2 separate regions of the Homo sapiens genome follow, and region 2 is linked to region 1. The links are chromatin loops, found by intact Hi-C in ENCODE. Cell type or tissue: OCI-LY7. All regions are shown on one strand. Each heading gives the region's core, and the rest is flanking DNA. Links, peaks and the distances in the headings are about the cores only. Region 1 has its middle 53 kb from the start of GPR12. Region 2 has its middle 110 kb from the start of GPR12.

Region 1 (2,910 bases), core at 298-2,797:
CCAGGTGTAAATAAACAGACCCTTCACCACTTTCCATGTGGAATTAGAGGAAGAGCATGAGAGGTCTCATGGCGAATGTAGACTGAATGCAGATGGTCTTGGCGGCACAGGCCACATTGTCAGAGTCGCCAGGGCAGCCTCGGGTAGAATCACCCTCAGTGGGCTGACAGCGGTGTGCTGTGAATTGTCCTGCTGTAGTCTTACTCTGGATCCTGTCAGCGAAGGCAGAGCCTTTCCTCTGTCTTCATATAGAATTTAAAACTTGAAGGACAGGACTTCTGCTGGTGAGAATTAGGTATTTTTAGGAGTTGTTGGGCCTCATTCTCTTGTGAAGCTTCTAGGCCTGCTCTTCTGTGCACACCTTTTCAGGAGAGGGTCACAGGAGGGCTATGACTCTGAGCCACCGCAGGAGTTCCAGAAGCTGGGCAGAGGGGCACGTGAGGTCAAGGCAAATAGGTCATCTCTTATATTCCGGAAAATCTAATCTCATGTTGCACTCTGTTTGCGTCTTTTTTTTTAATCTTCCTTGGGCTTAGGTAGAGTCTTCTTTGAAGTTCAGCCTAGTCTTTATTTTTAAATTTATTTTTTATTTCAATAGGTTTTGGGGGAACAGTGGTGTTTGGTTACATGAGTAAGTTCTTTAGTTGTGATTTCTGAGGTTTTGGTGCACCCATCACCCAAGCAGTGTACACTGTACCCAGTGTGTAGTCTTTCATCCCTCACCCACCTCCCACCCTCTCCCCCAGGTTCCCAGAGTCCACTGTATCATTCTTATGCATCCTCACAGCGTAGTCTTTCCACACCCTGGGGATAGGAAGGTAATAGTTGTAAGTCCTGCTTTGCTGAAGGAGGAGTAGAAATTCCCAGAAGCCAGTGGAAGCCAGTTTTTTTTTTTTTTAATTAGGACCCCAAGAAGGAGACGACTAACCAACAGGACAAGAGGAGGCGATGAGAAGCTCCAGGGATGAGAAGCAGCCGCGAAATCCTCTCAGCACTCACAGAAGCACTGCAAGTGAACTTTATTATGTCTCTGGGGTTAGGTATATATGTTTCTTCCTGGCTAATTCCGCTTATAAAAGTCCCCACCAGGATTCTTCAGAGAAAATATAGAAGAACCTATAGGGAGTTGGGAGTTAAACAGAGATTCTGGAAGTCAGACAGTGCTTCCACAAAAAACCTTCCACCTGCCCGCCGCCCCTACAATCTCCCTCTCCCAAGCTCCATGGAGGAGACATTCCTTCGGGTAGGAAGCGTGTACTTTCAAACAGGGTCAGTCTTGGGGAGCCGTAGTTTCAGAATGAGTCGCTCTAATTATATGCCCTTCATGAGAAGGCCCAGTGGTGGTGCCCACCTGGGGACTGGGCAGCCAGGTCACCTGAGGGCATGGGGGAGGCAGTGGCAGGGGCAGGGGAATGAGGTGGGTGGGAAGGCTCCAGGCACCACTCCTGGACCTGCAGGGGAGCTGAGAGGCCCTGGTGACACCTGGCACCGAACATCTTATCCTAGTCCTTTCAAACACGCTCAGACACGGGGATGCCTCCAAGGGTATGCTGAGCACCACTGACACCCAGTGGAAAGCCTTTGAACTTCTCTGTAAGTTGGTTTCCTAGAAGGCCTGGCAGGATGATCTAAACTCACGACAACATGCATCACAATGGTCATAAAGCAATACCTGGCATTTGCTCCCCAGCCCCCAGCAAGCTAAGGAAGAGTCCTCATTGTCACCGAATTTAGATTCATTGATGCTTACAACACACTCTAAGGGTAGGTGCCATTCTTAACAGGGACCAAGGCTCCCAGAGGTGAGCGACCTACCCAGGGCCATGAAGTAAGTGAGGGGCAGGTGAATGACTTGTGTGACTCCAAGGTCAGTGCCCTTCACTTTCTAACACACTCCTCCACCGCCCCCACCCCAGCAGGCAGGCTGCACACAACACTGCCTGGACCCTTCCCATCAGGCCTCTGTGCTGAGTAATGGGGCAGGTGGGATGCACGCATGCATACACACACACACACACGAAAGCACACAGAAACACACACATGCATGCACAAATGCACACACACACGTGCACACACATGCATGCATGTGCACACCCAGGCACACTCAGGGCTTGCCCGTTTGCTGGACTCGGGCCTTACTTTGAACTCTGTTCTGAGTGGCCCTAGGCCAGCCTACTTTCTTTTCTCTAGCAAATCTGTGGGCTGGAGCAACAGAGCCACAATGCTGCACCTTTGTGAGCAGCTGTCCAGATGGAAATGGCTGATGACACTGTTAGTATTCCAGTTCAGGGTCATGGATGGCCTGAACATATCCCAGCAGCTCAGGGTGCAGGACGGGAAGCAGCCCTGCTCAGGATGCCATCCCATTGCAGGATGCATCCACACACCCACACTCACTCAGACCGGGGCAATGTAGACACACCAGCAAACCTAACATGCACAGCTCTGGGGTGTGGGAGGAAACTGGAGTACCCAGAGAAAACCCACAAGACGTGGGGGCAACTGCACACTCCACACAGACAGTGCCCCAGCTGGGAAGCAAATTTTTTTCTCATCAAACATAATGAATGACGTTGATCAAAATGACATTATTCAAGGACTTGCTGTACTTCATTCCTTCATTGTCCTCCTCGCGCTAGAGGCAGTAGCTGTTCTTTTGCATCTACTAATTCTGGGCTCCTGTGGGTCTCCTTTTACCTCTTTTAATAATGAACCACCTTATCCTGTTCTACCTAATAATTCTTTATATTAAAATATTCCTATTTAAATAACCGGTCCAGCTTGTCTCCTGCTTGGAAGCTGACTGGCCGAGCCCCCTACTGGCAGGGTCACACAGGGGCTGCTGGTGAAGGCGGGAAGGCAGGGGACAGGGTCCCAGCCTGGTGTCAAGGCAGGGCGTGGAGGAGGATG
Region 2 (2,910 bases), core at 248-2,747, 170 kb before region 1:
TCTACCAGATCATTAGATATTCTCCAAAAATGATTTTTAAATATTTATATAAAATATATAATTGCAATTATTTGTATATGATACATAATTATAATTTTATAATATTTAGAAAATATTCTTAGTACAAATGTATCATCATTTATTTTACCATTTTCTTAGTGCTGGCCATCTGAAATGTTTCCAAATTTTCACTATTGTAAATAATAACACAATGAGCATTCTGGTCCATTTATTTGCAAATGCTCAATTTAACTAGCAGGACATGCAAATGTGTGTTTCAGGACAAGTACTCCACACTGGGCACCTTACACAATCAGGAGTTGGGAGCCTGGGTTCTGGTCCCACTTTGCTATTGTGTGACCCTGCAAATGGCTAGCATTTTGTAAGTCTAAGCTACAGCCATAATTTACCCTTTATGAACATTATTCTCCCTCATATCTCACAGCACTTTACAGTTTTTATTATTTTTGCCTCTACACGTGTCAAGTGAGAATATATCTGGGAATATTTAGTGATGATAATGAAGCAACCACTCTTATAAATCTTTACATGTGGAACTTCTAAGCTGTGCTCATTAGTAAGAACATTAGACTTAGATCACTGCTAGCAATTAACAGCAGACAACAATAATTAAGAAGCAGAACCATCTGAGATGAGATAGAGTATAATGCATGATGAGAGAGGGAGAAATGTATGGCAAGTTTGAAAGAGCAAATCCAGATTCTCTGGCTAAAAGTCTCTGCATTCAAGGGCGACTACAGCTAATACAGGGCAAAAGAAAATAAAAGCTAGAGTAATTGAGGCTGCCAGTGATCCCCTGGGGTCTAGTGAAAAGGCTATTATTAGACCTGCTTATTGTCATGCTTTAACACTCTCTCCAAAACTCTGGCCCAGAACTGCACCCACAAGGTGACTGGTGGTTTATTCCACAAAGCCCAGGGAAAGAATCTATGTCTCAATCACATTTTCTTCTTGGTTATGGAGAGATTTAAGTATAAGCAAAGAATGGAGCAGTTCCGTATGATCACTTTTGATAAACGGTGCTTTCCCCACCTTTGGTTTCATAGCCTAATGCCTGACAATCACCTTAAAGTCTTTTCTGGGCTAGCAAGATGCAAAGGGGTGAGGGGATTTGGTATTTAAGTGTCCTAGAGCCAACGGTGCTGCCTCCCAATTCCCTTCTCATTGAATCTAGTGGGATGATTCATCCGGCGGAGAGGCCCTATCACTCCAGGTAGTTTATGCTACTGCTGCAGTTCAGAAGACAGTAAATGGGCTGGTGGTTCACCGAGGGCCGCCTCCTCTGACTGAAGCTCCATCAGGACCACGCCAGGGAAAGTGAACTGCATGTCACTGTTGTCACACTTGGAAAGGGGCATCGCTTCTGCTATTCTACAGCACTTCTTGAGATATTGAAGTAAAAGTTTTAAAAGATTAAGAGAGACTGGGGCACGCGGAGAATCTTCTCCCCACGGTAGGGCTCTTTTCCATGCTGAGCTTGCGATGTGACTGCCAAACGCTTAAGTCCATTAAAGCAATAACCACCTGATTCCTTCTCATTAAAGGCATAGTGCTTTTCACCCAGAGATTTCCTCTTGTGGAAAAGGATTTCTGCCAAACAACGCTTTGCATGTAAAGTTTGCTTTGCAGAGACTTGGCTCTCAAGGCCGAATTGGGCAGCTCCCGGTGCTGAACACAGGCGTTGAGCCAACACCAGAGGGCGCCATTTCCCCTGCATCCCACGAGCAGCGGCTACTCAGGGTGGCGGATTCTGGCTTCTCTCTGGGTCCCAGGGTTTATGTCACGTAGGGCATGGCTTCATAGGAAAATGTTCTTAAGGTCAGCCAGGCAGGGAGATGAGCAACTCTGGGAGAAAGTAAAAAAGCAGAGCTGTTGGTGTTTTCCCATGCACGGTCACAACCTGTGCGCCCTGGGGGACAACGGAAGCCTGCAGAAGCTCAGCCCTCTCCACGCAAACCCAGGCCACAGATCAAAGAGGGAGCAGTGTGAGATCCCATCGCAGCCGAAGGAAACTGTCACCAGGACACTGGTCTCAATGCAAAACAGGCTTAGGCAGTGGTCAGAAGGCACACATGTGATTTTCTTTTTCACCGCTGGGCCATGCTGCTGTCTTCCTGCTCCTTTTCACCGGCCTCAGGAGGCCTGCCTTTCACCTGGGAATGGTGACTGTCCTGTGCACGTAGAGAGCGGCCGTCAGAGCTTTGGCAGGCGCGTTGGGAAGGCTTCTCGTTCATATGTTATAATATTGATACTAACAGCCAGAGCAATCAAACCCCTGCTGTGGGCTTGACATTCATTATCCCTCATACCCACAGCAAAGCTACAAGGAGGAATGAAGAAGCGGAGGCTCCAAGAGGCTGATGGCCTTGCCCAAAACTACACTGGAGTAAGTAGCAGAGACAGAAACGAACTCCCAGTCTACATGGCACTAAAGCCACGCACTTTCCACACCATATTGCATCCCAGTGATCAATCATTATGTGTTAAGGACAGCAAATGATTATCCATGCAATGAAAACTAGGAATAATTTTTTAAAATGATAAACCTCCCTGATTCACACTATTATGGATGTCCAGAAGAAAATAAACCTATTCACAAACCAGAGGCAATATCCGGCTAATGACCTTGAGTGAGGTCAGCACAATTACTAAACAATTTCACCAAAGAATGAGAATTGTTCCCCATGGTAAACAAGCCTGTGCTCAAGTTAGCAGGATACAGTTCCCTAGAGATTCCCCACTCCCAGCTATCCCTGGGGGCAAAGAAGGCTGTGTTGGTCCCTTATTTTCTCTCCCTTAAGGGCATAGTCTCAAAAGTGAGAACTAGAAATGTGGGAAGATCTACATTTGCAATATTACATTCTAAAAGGAAGTAGTAGCTCACTATTT

What was found. Hi-C counts contacts between places; a loop is a spot of excess contacts. Peaks named below come from ENCODE experiments on the same cell type or tissue, not always from the same donor. Only the 100,000 strongest peaks of a DNase experiment are listed, where the experiment ranks them.
Region 2: it touches region 1 in a loop (11-fold over the local background); 61 of 110 quality-filtered maps call a loop at or near these places.

The regions. Positions count from the first base shown.
Region 1 is chr13:26,706,558-26,709,467 of GRCh38, reverse strand. No RefSeq gene overlaps it. Among named protein-coding and RNA genes, the nearest start is that of GPR12, 53 kb to the left of the region's middle. In OCI-LY7, for the core only: CTCF peaks have their summits at 1,367, 1,566 (motif pointing left) and 2,619; a DNase peak (open chromatin) is centred at 1,547.
Region 2 is chr13:26,871,873-26,874,782 of GRCh38, reverse strand. No RefSeq gene overlaps it. Among named protein-coding and RNA genes, the nearest start is that of GPR12, 110 kb to the right of the region's middle. In OCI-LY7, for the core only: a CTCF peak has its summit at 1,728 (motif pointing right); a DNase peak (open chromatin) is centred at 1,702.